Linked DNA regions of Mus musculus: all the other regions are linked to region 1. A link is a loop called in an ENCODE intact Hi-C map of the cell type or tissue named here. Cell type or tissue: left cerebral cortex. All regions are shown on one strand.

What was found. Peaks named below come from ENCODE experiments on the same cell type or tissue, not always from the same donor. Only the 100,000 strongest peaks of a DNase experiment are listed, where the experiment ranks them.
Region 2: it touches region 1 in a loop (19-fold over the local background); 5 of 42 quality-filtered maps call a loop at or near these places.
Region 3: it touches region 1 in a loop (6-fold over the local background); 3 of 42 quality-filtered maps call a loop at or near these places.

The regions. Positions count from the first base shown.
Region 1 is chr3:115,639,922-115,644,921 of GRCm38, forward strand. Gm40124 (a long non-coding RNA gene) reads right to left here and starts at 1,805. Exons shown (of 3, transcript XR_867569.1): 1 at 1,517-1,805; 2 at 1,077-1,186. In left cerebral cortex, CTCF peaks have their summits at 2,969 (motif pointing left) and 5,000 (motif pointing left); DNase peaks (open chromatin) are centred at 223, 2,198, 2,504 and 2,944; H3K4me3 peaks cover 1,092 bases; H3K27ac peaks cover 727 bases.
Region 2 is chr3:113,649,344-113,654,343 of GRCm38, forward strand. No RefSeq gene overlaps it. Among named protein-coding and RNA genes, the nearest start is that of Rnpc3, 22 kb to the left of the region's middle. In left cerebral cortex, a CTCF peak has its summit at 2,231 (motif pointing right); a DNase peak (open chromatin) is centred at 2,222.
Region 3 is chr3:114,105,087-114,110,086 of GRCm38, forward strand. It overlaps Col11a1 (collagen, type XI, alpha 1), which reads left to right. Exons shown (of 67, transcript NM_007729.3): 14 at 304-360; 15 at 3,195-3,248. Among named protein-coding and RNA genes, the nearest start is that of Col11a1, 77 kb to the left of the region's middle. In left cerebral cortex, a CTCF peak has its summit at 2,209 (motif pointing right); a DNase peak (open chromatin) is centred at 2,217.

The sequences.
Region 1 (5,000 bases):
GGAGCATCCTTGAATGAGCCATCAATATGTCCTGCCCTCTTACTCGAAAGTCAAGATAGCCACTCAGCACTCGCAAATCCTCATTTTCATAAGCACCCCTAAACCTGGAAGCTGCCTGGCCCTGAAAGGTAAAGCTGCCTGTGTGCCTATTGCCTCGAATCTGTCAGCATAGAACCAGGCTTAAATTATTATATCCTTCCTTTCCCTCTCTCTTCCGCTGGCTGGGAGCCGTGAAGCATTTCCATTTGAACTTGCATTTAGAATAGATGTGTGAAGATCTCACTATAAATTGAGAAGGAATCTCATACAGCCTTAAAGCTATAAAATATGGCTTCTTATACTTCTTATATCGACAGGCAAACCCCTTCCCCACTGTGGCGTCCTCAGAGCAGGAAATGCTCTGCGAGTCTAAATTGAAAATGATAATGAAACACATTACTTTATATGCTAATGTTAAAAATGAATGAAAAAGCAGGTGCCCAGGAAGTGCAAAGCCAGACTGGCCTAAAAGGCAAATCCAAGCCAGGATACATAGATAAGCAAAGTCTCAAAAAAGAAAAAACCCAATTCATATATATATATATACATATACATATAAATGTACGTATATAATCATTTTTAAGTTTTTAATTGATTTTTATTAGCACACAAAGAAGTGGTTTTCTTTGTGATATTTTTTAATATATTTGTGTGTATATTTGTGTATGTGCCTATGTTTGTGTAAGAGCATATCTTTCCACTCCTATTGCTGTCTTCCATCTTCCCCCTTTCTCTTTGCTATGTAGAAATATCCTCCAGATTGACCCATTCTGTCCTGCATGGAAGATCATTAAGACCGGAAGTAAGCAGCTCAAGCTAGCTTTAGGAAGTTCCTGAAACTGACCAGATTCACTGGGTCCCTCCCGCTCCAAACACACACACACACACACTAAAAGTAACTCTCAGACAAGCCCAGGTACCTGGAAAAAAGCAGAAATAAGACTAGCAGACTCAGAGATCAGCCAAACTAGAAGAAACAAAAAAACAGCTGAGCTTCCTTAAGAGGCTTAGATCACCTGAAAAGGGGACTCCCTCACCTGGTGAGCTAGTGTCCTGCAGCTTCCCAGAACTGGCTCCCACCCTGAGATGGAGTTTTGTGATGCAGCTTTCTTTGAGTGGTTTCTTTCTGTAACTGCTCACCATACTCCTGCAAGTAACACCAATAAAAAAGCCATTGGTTCACCAAACTTTGATGTGTTGTTCATTCCCTGTCTGGGTTATATAGATATTCAGATCTCTACCAATAAAATAAATAAATAAATAAATAAATAAATAAAGCCTGTCACCCAGCAATCTTTTGTTAGTGTCCTTCCACCCCCAAATATTCCTCCCATTGTATTCTTTCTCTCTTCCTTTCTATTAGTTGAATCTATTTCCTGACAGTTTCATACAAGTACATAGTTCATTTGGTTACTTGCATCCCTTCCACCCTCTCTTACTCTCCCATCCCTCCCTCTCCTCCGTACAAGTCCCTTACCAGCTCCTGGTATATTGTTCTGTTTTGTGAACCACTGATTTTAACCAGGGCTATCTGTGTGTCTGCAGAACTCTCCTCTGGAGCCTAGCTGGCTCACCTTGGGTACACAACTGAAGACAATGACTATCCCTTCCCAGAATCCACCAGTCACTGAGAACCTTTTCCTGTCCGTGGTTAGCTGTTGATAAGCCCAGTGTTGTGCAATCCCGTGCTGGCAGTCCTCTGTGCTGTGATATCACCTTTTGACATTCCTGTGCCCAGAAGATAGCGTTTCCCAGCTCCTCCCAGTCGTCCCCCCACCCCCACCCCCCAATCTTCCTGCCCTGAATGCTTTCCGCTTCTCCTTCCTGGGTGTTCCCTGGACCTTAGAGAAAACGATATAAATGTCCTGTCAAAAAACTTAATTAAAAATTTTTAAACAAATTTAAGGAAATGAAGCCTCACTGCCGTTGCTGTTGTTGTTTTAATTACACTTTTCTGAAGGGAGAATCTTTTAACTTGTTTTGGCCTGAAGTGTGCGGAATATAATTGCCTAGGATTCCCTAAACTACATTTCATGAACACGCACTGTAAGACGCCTATTACAAGTACAGCCCATTCTTTGGAGGAGTTTCACATTTTGTTCCGGAGACAGTTAAGACAAGTGCAAACCTTCAAGACATCTGTACCCCTTACCCGGGCCCCTATTTCCTGGCCTTGGTGTGCCTCATTATAAAGACCGGATATGCAGGCCAAGCAGAGAGAAGACTGGGAAGTCTCCTTCACTCTTCCTCGCACCCCCTACCCCTTGGCTCTTGTGGGAGGAAAAAAAAATCCCCTGGTGCAGGAAATGGGCCTGAAGCAATGAGACAGGTCCAGAGTAGAGGAGAAAGGAGCAGGGCACACAGGCCACACCAGACATCAAAATATTTTCAGTGCGGAAGGTGGTGGGGTCCTACGGAGGAAGTTGGGTGGAGAGACATTCCCTGCTTGCACTCGGCGGTGAACCTGGCTAAGGCTGCAGAGCATTGCAGATCCAAAACCGCAGCTGCTGGTGCTGCGGATCTAACGTCTTTTCGGGCGGGGGTGGGGGTGGTGGTGGTGGGAGCTCATCAACTCGAAAAACTTTATGAAAACCTGACGCGTGGGAAAAGAACAAAGGAAAGTCGAGAGGCTCATGTATATCAAAGGAAAGGGACTCGGAGAAATACTGGGGGGGGGGGGGGGGAGGAAAAATTCATCCCTAAATGCTTCCGAATCCTAGATGCTGAAGCAGCCTCCTCCGTCGATGCAGCTGTGACTTTGGATGTCTCCTTCTCTTTAACTGCCGCTTTGATACCGCTGCCTTTTGAAGTCTCTTTTTATATATTTTGTGATTTACTTGGGCAATGGATGGAACTTGCTGTGGCTGCTGTTTACCATCGCATTGGGCTCTGCAGTTTGGGAAGGCAAAAGGCAGGTCCGCGGTCGCCCTCTCCTGGTGAAGCCGCGGAACTTCGGAGAGGAGATCTGAGAAGATTAATTTTGTTTGGTTCAGCAACTTTTTTTATTAAAGTTTACCCCCTTAAATATACTCATCAAGCTTTAACATTAGCCAGAGTCTCTTGGAGGACTCCTAAAAGCTAGAAGCCTCGGTTCCACCCACAGAGTTTCCACTGCGTCTTGGGTGGAGCACAATAATTTGCATTTCTAGCGAGTTCCCAGGCAAGTTGGCAAAAGCACTACTCTCAGAACCACTTCCTTGTCCACAAGTCACTGGGCAGGATGAGAGAGCATTTTACTAAGCCGCTGGTCCTTAGTCTGTAGGAGAAGGACTCTGGGAAATGAGCAAAATGAAGAACGTGGCTCTTGCTAGGGTGTTGTAAGAAGTGAAGCGTTCCCTCACACTAGGTTCATGAGTGGAGCCACTGTAACAAATATTAACAAGAGAAAGCATACCAACTTATGTAATACGAGTTCATGTGACCTCAGAATTTTCAGAATGGAAGTCCACTGCAGTAGGGTAACCTGTGTGTTCTTTTTTTTAAGATTTATTTGTTTATTTTATGAGTACACTGTAGCGATACACATGGTTGTAAGCCACCATGTGGTGTCTGGGATTTGAACTCAGGACCTTTGGAAGAGCAGTCAGCGCTCTTACCCGCTCAGCCATCTCACCAGCCCCAACCTGTGCGTTCTTTAAATAATTATTTTGGTTTTTTTAATCATGTATGTCTGTGTGCATGAAGGCAGAGATCAGAGGAATAGATTCCTTAGAGCTGGAGTTCTGTTGTGAAGCAACTGACACTGGCGCTGGAAATCAAACTCCCGTCCTCTGAAACAACAATACGCTCTTAACCCCTGAGTCACCTCTCCAGACCCTAAAATCTGTGTATTTTACTGTGTTGGTGTGAAGAAGAGGGGACAGTGGTGGAAATCAGGATGGGACAGGAGCTCCGACCTAAAGATAATAAAGAAGGGGAAACGCTGTCCTGTTGAGACCCCTTGTGTCTTCAGCTTCTTTGTTTCCAGTAAAGATTGACAATCCATCCCATAACCTTCCTGGGAGAAAGGCCAGAAAACTCTTTGTAGGTTTTAGGATCTTTGTCAAGTAAGATAAAAAAGGAAGACTCCATTCATGTCATGATATGCTGTCGCCAGCATTTTATCACATGCCCAGGCGCCTATATTTAGGAAGTGTGTTCTGAACTCCATCAGTGTCATGAACACGGGTCTCTTACCCAGAAGCCAGTGCACTATCCATTAAAGCACAATGTATTGAGCTGTAACCCTAATACAAGTCAGATGTCAATCACTCCCATCCCTGCCACCTAAGAGGAAAAGCAAGCGTGTGTGCCTCCAAACACTGCTGAGATGGCTGACTCAGCAAGCAGCGCCCATCCCCACCTTCTGATCCCATCCATTCAGCAACTCCCGCCTCCCATATGAACCACTGCACACAAGCACCCAGTGATCGAAACATGGCCTATGAGACTTCAATGGCTGGAAGGACTGTGCAGTGGGCAGGGGCAACTGTAAGAAAGCTAAATCTTTGCTTGTTGCTTTAACCATCTGCTGGATTCTCATTGCCCTGGGGAAGGCTCTTTGGGCTTGGCAATGCAGTCACACCCCTGAACTTCCCCTTTCTTCTCATTTTATGCTCTGCCCGCTCTAATTATAACTTCCCTCTCCCCTTTTGACCCTTTGCACCTGTGTGTCAGCTACCTGAGCCTCTGATACGTCTCACCAGCACACTTATTTGAACAACTTGGTCTCGTCTGTCAGGATTCAGCTTAGATGTTGGAGAAAAGACTTATCTTCACCATCGTGAATTTCGTGACTAAGAACCCTACATCAAAAGATAGATTAATTAGAGAAATGAGTACATAGTTACTTAATAAAAGTTTGATGTGGGAGCTGGAGAGATGGCTCAGAGATGGTTAAGAGCACTGACTGCACTTCCAGAGGTCCTGAATTCAATTCCCAGCAACCACATGGTGGCTCAAAACCATCTGTAATGGGATCT
Region 2 (5,000 bases), 2.0 Mb before region 1:
ATAGCAAACCAACAGCCAATATCAAATTAAATGGAGAGATACTTGAAGCACTCCCACTAAAATCCAGGACAAGACAAGAATTGTTACTCTCTTCTTATCTATTCAAGGTAGCACAGGAAGTTCTAGCCAGAGCAGTAAGACAACAAAAAGAGATCAAGGGGATACAAATTGGCAAAGAAGAAGTCAAAGTTTATTGCTCTTAAGTGGCCTTTATCCGTCTGTTTGTCCCTAATGTTGGCAAGCCTGGTAGTCCTTGATGGGAGCAGCCCTCTGGGGCTTCAAGGTAGCATTTGTGCTCCCTAAAATCAGCAGGCCTTTGGGATTGCAGATAGAGCTTATTGTCCCTGATGGCAGTGGGCTTTCAGGGATGCAGGCAGAGCTGCCAGACCCTGATGGTCCCAGGCTGCTGGTTGTCCTGGGGAGTTGCAGGGGGTGGGGTAGGCCTCCAGGAATGTGGGTAGAATTGGTGGTCCCTGATGGTTACAGGCCTCTGTTCTGGGCAGCAGCAGGTCTCCAGGGATGCATGTGGACTTGTGGAATGGGAAATGAAGTGCAGAGGGGGCAGGTTGGAGCTTGCTGGGAGGTTTGCCAAGATGGGCAGGCAGGCAGGGAATTGGGGTAAGGCTCTCAGCAGGTCTCTGGGTAGTTAAAGGCATGGACTGGAAGATGGAGCACAGAGGGCATGGGGCAGATCTCAAGGCTTCTGGGGACTGACTGAATAATATTTCACATACAGCATTCTTTTTTTTCTCCTCAAAATTTGTTTCCTTCCTGAGATTTTCCTCCATCTTCCAGGTTTTTCTTCCATGTTAATATTCTCATCCGTTTTGCTGATTTTTTATGTATCTGGATAACTTTCCTCTTGAGGGCCTAGTTTGAATTCTGCTTGTTTTGTTTTCCTTCAATCGTTAATCATTTTACTATTAGTTTTTTTTTTAAATCTTTTTTTATTGGATATTTTTTTTATTTACATTTCAAATGTTTTTCCCTTTCCCAAACCACCCCTGGAAATCCCCTATCCTGTCCATCCTCCCCTGCTTCTGTGAGGGTGTTCCACATTCACCCACTTCTGCCTCTGCACCCTCGAATTCCCCTACACTGGGGTATCCCAATGCCTCAGGGGACAAAAGGTCTTTTCTCCCATTGATGCCCAACAAGGCCATCCTCTGCTACCTATGCAGCTGGGGCCATGGGTCCTTCATGTGTACTCCTTGGTTGGTGGTTTAGTCCCTGGAATCTCTGGGGTGTCTGGTTGGTTGATATTATTGTTCTTTCTATGGAGTTGCAAACCCCTTCAGCTCCTTCGGTCCTTTCTCTAACTCCTCCACTGGGACCCCATGAGCAGCTCAATGGTTGGCTACAAGCATCTACCTCTGTATTTGTCAGGCTCTGGCAAAGACTCTCAGGAGACAGCTATATCAGGCTCCTGTCAGCATGCACTTCTTGGCATCAACAATAGTGTCTGGGTTTGGTGACTGTATATGGGATGGATCCCCAGGCGGGGCAGTCTCTGGATGGCTGTTGCTTCAGTCCCTACTCCAAATTTTGTCTCCATATTTGCTCCAATGAGTATTTTGTACCCCTTTCTAATAAGGACTGTATGTAGCACACACACTTTGGTCTTCCTTCTTTGAGCTTCACTTTGAGTTTCATGTGTTTTGCAAATTGTATCTTGGATATTCTAAGTTTCTGGGATAATATCCACTTATCAGTGAGTGCATACCATGTGTCTTCTTTTGTGACTGGGTTACCTCACTCAGGATGATATTATCTAGTTCCATCCGCTGGCCTAAGATTTTCATGAAGTCATTGTTTTTAATAGCTGAGTTAATAGCTCTATTGTGTAAATGTACCATATTTTCTGTATCCATTCCTCTGTTGAGGGACATCTGGGATCTTTCCAACTTCTGGCTTTATAAATAAGGCTGCTATGAACATTGTGGAGCATGTGTCCTTGTTATATGTTGGAGCATTTTTGGGTATATGCCCAGGAATGGTATAGATGGGTCCTCAGGTAATACTATGTCCAGTTCTCTGAGGAACTGCCAAACTGATTTCCACAGTGGTTGTACCAGCTTAAAATCCCACTAGCAATGGAGGAGTGTTCCTCTTTCTCCACATCTTCACCAGCATCTGCTGTCATCTGAGTTTTTTGATTTAAGCCATTCTGACTGGTGTGAGATGGTGGTTAAATCCATAGTCTGTGTGTGCACTTCTTTGGCACTAGATGGCAATCTTGTCTAGGCAACAAAATCGCCGGCTTTAAACTTTCATAAATTAAGCATGGCTTCCATTAGGGATAAATGTTGAATATGTGGTTTTTGACTGTTAAAATTACAGAAAGGGGACACTTTAATTGTGCAACGGCAATTGCTTATGATCTATTCTTTATCATTCCACTTTGTCCTGCATCTTACAGACAAGCTCTTCTTTTTGCATAGTTGTATTTTTATCATCTTCTTTAACCTCTTGTTGCTATATTAACACATATCTTTTACAAAACAAAAATATTTTGAAAGAACATTTAACATTTCTGGATCCTGTCAAACTAAGAATCTTTATTAATTGTCCAAAATACATTTTGTTTTGACTGACACATGAACTACATTACATTATAGTATGTGTCTAATCTCATATATAATATAATATTTAAAATCAGTTTATATATCAAGTATAGAGAACCGAAAATGGTTTGGCAAACTAAGTTTATCAAATGCATTAGAACTGTGGACATATAAAAATAAACAATAATATTGTAAGACAGAAGTAATAGATTTAATCACAGTAATATTTAGAATTATTATATTCACATTACTTTTTGAATTATCTTTTGAATCATATGGACTTAAAAAACTAACTTTAAACATACTTTTAGTTACTGGATATGACATATTATGAGCTAAAATAAATTGTTTTCCTTCTGTCTTAGTTCATTCTGGGTGTTATAGAAAAACACCATGTGCGAAATATCTTATAAATGAAAGGCATTTAATTTTCACTGTTCTTGAGTCTGAGAAATCTAATATCAAGGCACCAGTTATCCCAAGTGTCTTGTAAAGCACTCTTTACTGTTGTATACATGGTGTTTTCTCACCATGAGGCAGAAAGACAGAGAAGATTTCTGGGACCTGGGCGACTGAATAGGCTGTTTCAATGACATCACCTTGGAACTTAAAGTTGTATCATGTTAATTAGTGGGTTGCAGAAACATTGAAATTACAGTGCCTCTTCTTAGACAGAAGTATAATTATTGCATAATTCTATACAGAATCTTTAAATGCAGAGGATGTAAAATTTTCAATTATTTCTATTGATTTTTTTCTTCATGTTTTCCTAGAAATAGCTAGAATATTGTCATTACCAATGTTGATGAAGAATTCAAACATATGGACAAACTGTCTCAAGTTAAAAGATTAGATTGGAAGAAAACACTCATTGGCAGGGATTTTTTTGGGAAAGCTTATAGTATGAATTTGAAATGTCCCACTTACTTGTACTTCTTCTCTATTACTCTGCCATAGCCTATTTCCATATTGCCTTTCATATTGCCAGGGTTCACAAAGTTGTCTTATATCCAACTTGAGGCTTTGGGAGATGAGCAGTCATAGTGAGAGGGAGTCATCCAAATTCACTTTCCAGCTACAGTTCTAGCCCACAAATACCCAATACTAAGTCATCCTAAGTACTGAAGGCTTAAAAATAATTACTAGTTGAAAATATATTTTATTATTCTCCTGAAAGCAATTTGTACCCACTGTTGAAACTCTACTCCCCAACAAATGGAAGAAATACATATTAAACTTTACCAATATTGATAGTGCTCTTAACAATGTAATATTATCCCTTCTACCCTGTTACCCATATTATTTGGATATATTAGTAAAACTTGAATATTACCATTCATCCTGTTTTTGAACTTTTAGCACTATTCATGGGACATCCTTTTATATGATTTTGCTCCTCACCTTGTGAGTTCTGATACACTATTTGTTACTCACTAGAATGAGCATTGGTAACATTTTTAGAAAACTAGAAGAAAATTCTTGTCTTAGAATTCTTCCCTCTAGACATGTTATAGCCACTGTTCTCATTAACTCCCAGTAACTGATTAGTTAAAGAAGACAATAGATAAGATGGGGCCCATTGAGGGACCTTAAATGAAATGCCCGACTGTAGGGAGATGAAACTATTAGAGCCCACCTCCAGCAGGAAAACAGGACATCAAGTGAGGGATGGGGTTGCCATCCCAGAGTCACAACTCTGACCCATAATTCTTCCTGTCTGAAAGAACTACAGGGATGGAAATAGAGAGGACCCTGAGGAAAAGAAGGTCCAGCAACAGGCCCAAAGTGGGATCCAGCTCAAGGGGAAGTCCCAAGGCCTGACACTATTACTGAGGCTGTGGAGTGCTCACAAAAAGGGACCCATCATGACAGCCCTCCAAACGACCCAACAAGCAGCTGAAAGAGTTAGATGCAGATATTTACACCCAACGAATGGACAGAAGCAGCTGACCCCTGATGTTGAATTAGGGAAGACTGAAAGAAGCTGAGGAGAAGGGAGGCCCTATAGAAGAACCAGCAGTCTCAATTAATCTCGATCCCCGAGATCTTTCAAACACTGGACCACCAAACAGACATCATACCCCAGCTGATATGAGACCCCCTCTCCCTCCAACACACATACAGTAGAGGAATTCTGGGTCTGTGTTCACTCAGAGATGATGCACCTAACCCTCAAGAGACTGGAGGCCCCAGGAACTTTAGAGGTCAGGTGGGATGGGGGTGGGTGGGAGCATCCACATGGAGACGGGGTTGGATGGGGTGGAGGTGTGGGACCTGGAGCAGTTCGAGGGTGTATTTGGGGGGGGGGGGAATGGAATATGGAGGGTAAAAAATCAATTAAACGTAAAATTAAATTAAAATAAAGAAAAAAGATCGGGCCCATCAACATTCTGTCAAGGATTGGGAGACAGCTCTGAATCCTGCCCCTCCCCAACT
Region 3 (5,000 bases), 1.5 Mb before region 1:
TTTTGAAGTATGCTTCAGAGTAGAAAATAATTAGATAATCTATTTTTCCTGACATCTATTTTTATCTGATTAAATTTTGGCACTATACTGTACAAGACTGTACAACAGTTTGAGACATGACCGACCAGTAAATAGAACATTCTAGCTATGTGCACTTCACCACTGACTAAACTTTTCCTAGCAAGTTGCTATTACACCTTCCTCAGTTATATATACTACCCAAGGATATCATGTCCAAATGATTGGTGCTACAACATACTACTAGGAAAGAGTTACTAAACTTGATGACTTTTTATCTTCTAGATTGCTCTGAGAGGCCCTCCTGGCCCAATGGGTCTTACTGGAAGACCAGGTCCTGTGGTATGTTACATAAATTATATGTTAAAAGTTTCCTATTGATATGTTTTCCCACATCATCTTCCAGACTCTGTTCATTTCTCAGGCTAGAAACCAATTGTTTATGACTGATACTGACTCATTTAAAGAGTTTTAGTTTAATTTTTCATAATTCTGATCATAAGATTTTAGGGAGGCTATCATCAAATTAAAGGAAAATTAAACAAATGTAATAAAATCACATAACTGTTACTTAAACCATCATTATAGTTTATTTGAATTCTATTTAATTATCAAAATGCAATTTTACATTAAATTCTTGAAAGTTAATTATATACTTGAGTTCTTACTAAATTGCCTGTGAAATCTTTGATAATTATTGTGCAATTTTTACACTCCATTTTATTGAAAATAATTTTTATACAAATTATTTTGATTAGTTTCCTTTTTTGTGCCTCCACCGAATGTTTTCTTTCTTATTATATTTTCATCATTTAAAACAATTCTTAAATTTAGTCATATTTTATTCATATTGTTCTCTTCCTGTAAGTTGGAAAGAAAGAAGGTAAAGTATCTTTGCCCACAGATGATAAAATTGTACACGTAAATGACCCAGAGAATTCCCATCAGAGGAAACTCTTACAGTTGATCAACATTTTCAGACAAGTAGTTCGTTATAAAAGTAATTCATAAAAAAACAGTTTGCCTGCAATACACAAATGAGAAAGGACTGAGAGAGAAAGCAGGGAAACAAAACCTTTCATGATAGCCTCAAATAATATAAAAGATCTTAAGAAAGCAATAAAAGATTTGTATGATAAAACATCAAGTCTTTGAAGAAAGAAATTTTAGAAGATGTCAGAAGATGCAAAGATCCCCATTGCTCATGTCTGGAGGATTAACATAATAACAATGGTTAGCCTATCTGAAGCAATATGCAGTTAAATTCAATTCCTATCAAAATTCCAATATAATTCTTTACAGATGTTAAAAAGGTAGTTTTCAGCTCATATGGAAACCCAAAGAGACACAAAAACATGATAACGAAAATAGTCCTGAATAATAAAAGAATTTCTGGGAGGCTCACCTTCCCTAATTTTAAGTAGTACTATAGTAATAAAAATAAGCTTGGTTAATTAATCCCTGATAATACGTTAATAACTGGTACCGCAAAGAAAGTAGATAAACTGATAAATGCATTAGTATAATACAGTAAAAATTAAAAAGTTCGCCTGCCATTTTAAATGTATATTTCTTTTAAGCCTTAAATTTTCATCTTATATACATATGTATGTATATAATTTTGATATATACTCCTGTGTGAAATGTTCAGGTAACGTAGTCAATAGGACTTTAATTATATACAGTTTTGAACAGGTTATCAAAAGTTCTTATTGTTGTGCTTTTCAAACTACTAGAAAAATATATTAAGTCACAAAAGAAATAAATTTTATTCACATGTTGGTGATAGAAATAAAGTATAGACACATGAGAGGAATACAGAAATATTTTACAAAATTTTAGGATAGAAAGAGGGTAGAAATAATATCCTGTACATCTTCCTTCCCGTCAATTATGTGATAATTTTGATTATATGTGGAAAGATGTAACTACAATCTACAGAGCAAGTGATGCATACGTACAATGAATCCCAGCCAATAAACCAAAAAACAACCCGACCACTCTATAATTGTATTCAGTTCCCCGATTAATAATTTAATTTAATGCCTTGCCCTCATTTTATTATAGGCAATTAGTTGCAAAAGCTATTTATTAGAAGCTTGGAGGTAATCATCATAGTTTTGAAAATTTACAAATACGTTCAACATTGACTTCTTTCTTGCGAGACAGAGTAGGAGTTATTTTACTTTGTTGCCACAAGGAGGCGCGAGAAAGCTTCTTTCTGATTTATCAAGTTTTGATTTTGTTTTTTGTTTTTGTTATTGTTGTTGTAACTTAGTTTAAAGGAAGGTATACTGATTAAAAAAAAAAAGAGAGTACCTGTTAACACACGAAGCAATTTATTACAACCATATTAACTTAATATTATAAACTTTTTGATAATATGGATGCATATTCCATAACTCCTTTTTTTTTTTTTTTTTTTTTTCTTTTTTGAGACAGGGTTTCTCTGTATAGCCCTGGCTGTCCTGGAACTCACTTTATAGACCAGGCTGGCCTCTCGAACTCAGAAATCTGCCTCTACCTCCCAACCATATCTCCTTTCTAAAGTAATTAATTTTCTCTTGCAGTTAATCTACTTGGCCTCATTGTACTGTTTAAATTATATAAACAGTTGTAAGCTATATTTATTGTAATGATTTATATTTATAGAAAAATCAAAACAATCTGAGGGAAATGCTTTGATATTATTTTACAATAATAATAATGGTACCAATAACACCATCCTAAAACAGTTTACTACTAGAAAATGCACTACCTGAGAATTATATGTTCATAAAGAGTTGGTTTTGCACAACCTTTACTGTGTGAATTAACTCAGTGTATGCCTGACTCTGTTTAAATTCACTGCCCTAGTAGTAACTCACAATGTAGTGGTTTCTCTGGTCTTGTTTACCAGACAATGTTTGTTACAGCAAAAATTTAAAAGAAAAATTCAGGGTGATTTCAATGTTGGCTTCTGTTCATTTGCAAGTGTAATATAGATCTTTATATATGGTTCATATATCAGGATGCACTTGACTGTCTAGAAGTGCTATACTTTAGACACAGGACTTAAATAGCTCATTGCATGAGAAGTATCAAACTGATTAAGAAAATGTTTATTTATTTTGAGTGAATTAAAGAGCATTGGTGACTTAACATTAATTGGTCGTCTGTTTTGCTTCTATCCTCAGGGGGGTCCTGGTTCAGCTGGAGCCAAAGGTGAGAGTGGGGATCCAGGTCCTCAGGTAAGAGCCAATCATTTGTTACCTTTATATATTTTCATTTTTTCTACTTATGTAGTAGAACAACAGAAATGTTAGGAGTACAGACTGTATTTCCATCACGTTTAAGCCCATACCATGGTTTTAATTGAAAGAAAAAAAAAAACAATCAGAGTAGACTGTTGATTTTCCATGAGTTGGTTAATTCCACAGCATGTGAATGGTGGCCCTCGCAGGTTTGAGAGCAGATGGCTTTTACATGATGCTGTTGGCTAAAGAAGCGATTGCAGCTCTGTTGCTAGTTCTCTCCTGCTTAAGTGAGCCCAGATTGCTTAGCGCACTTCATGTAAGCTAATGTCAGACCTTTGTGTATTAGATAATAAGTAGAGAGAGATGTTATGCTCAGTGTAGTTATCATAGAAACAAGAAAACGAAACAAAACAAAACAAAACAAAACAAAAGAACCAATTTGATTTGAAAATACTCATTTTTAAATGAGAATACTGTCCGATAAGCTATAGAATATAAATTCACACTGTTTGTGGAGTTCTACATTGCTTATCCTCTCATTGCTTTCCTTCTTCCTTTAAGGCTTTGTAATCATACTTTAATTATACCTAATAATGTATTTCCACACCATTTTATGCATGAATACATTTTGGTTATATTCACCCACCATTACTCCCTCTTTAGTCTTTCCTAATGATATCATTTTCTTCACTATAATTAGATTTATTTAAAAGTGATAAGGAATAATAGAATCAGAGCCCATTATATAACGTTTGTAACTATGATTAAGATAAAAAATATGTTCTATAGATCACAATAATTATTTTATTAAATATTTTTAAATAATGTTTCATTATTTCTTTAAGAGGATCAGATGAGGTATTTCAATCATCTTTAAGGCCAACTCCTCCTAACATGATCTGTCCCTACCCTTACCCTCTCACCTTCCCAACCTGATGTCCTCTCTCTGTTCATGTTTTTCCTGTTTTCTCTTAAATGTCTCATTGACCCCAGTTTGTAACGCCCATATATAACTCATGGGTGTTGGGCCGTTCACTGAAATGTGATTATGATACTAGAAGCTGTACTTAAAATTAACAACAACAACAAAACCCAGCTATTTATTTATTCATTTCATATCCCAATATCAGCCCTCCTCTCTTCTCAGTACCACCTCAGGCAGATCCTCCCAACAATTTCTCCCTCCTTCCTTAACCCCCCACTATCCCTGACCCCCCAAACATGGAATTACAGCAGTGCTAGGGACATCCTCTCCCACTGAGGCCAGACAATGAAGCCCAGTTAGGGGAATGGAATCAACAGGGAGTCAGGCAACAGATTCTGGGACAGCCTCTGTTCCTATTGAGGGACCTGCATGAAGCTGTACTTTTGAAGAAAACTGACACTAACTCCCACAAACACCTCAATTATATGTGACAGTCACTCCATCCTAGAATGTTGAAACACTTGATCACATGCAGTCAACCCCAGCTGCTGGGAATTCATGAGTGCAACAGTCCTGTCATGTCCAGAAGACACACAGCAATTTCTTAGTATTTCCTCCTTACAAATTCAACTTTGCTTGAGCTACAAATATCTGCTAACCACTCTCCTATTCTTTGCCATGGAATTTTGCACAGTGTTCAGAAAAAAATCTAAATGAAATTGTGCCATATACAACATTCTATTACTGACTTTTTTGGATAAGACTTATAAGGTCTTCAGACTCATAGTATTTGAGTGCATCAATACTATAATCTTTTTCTT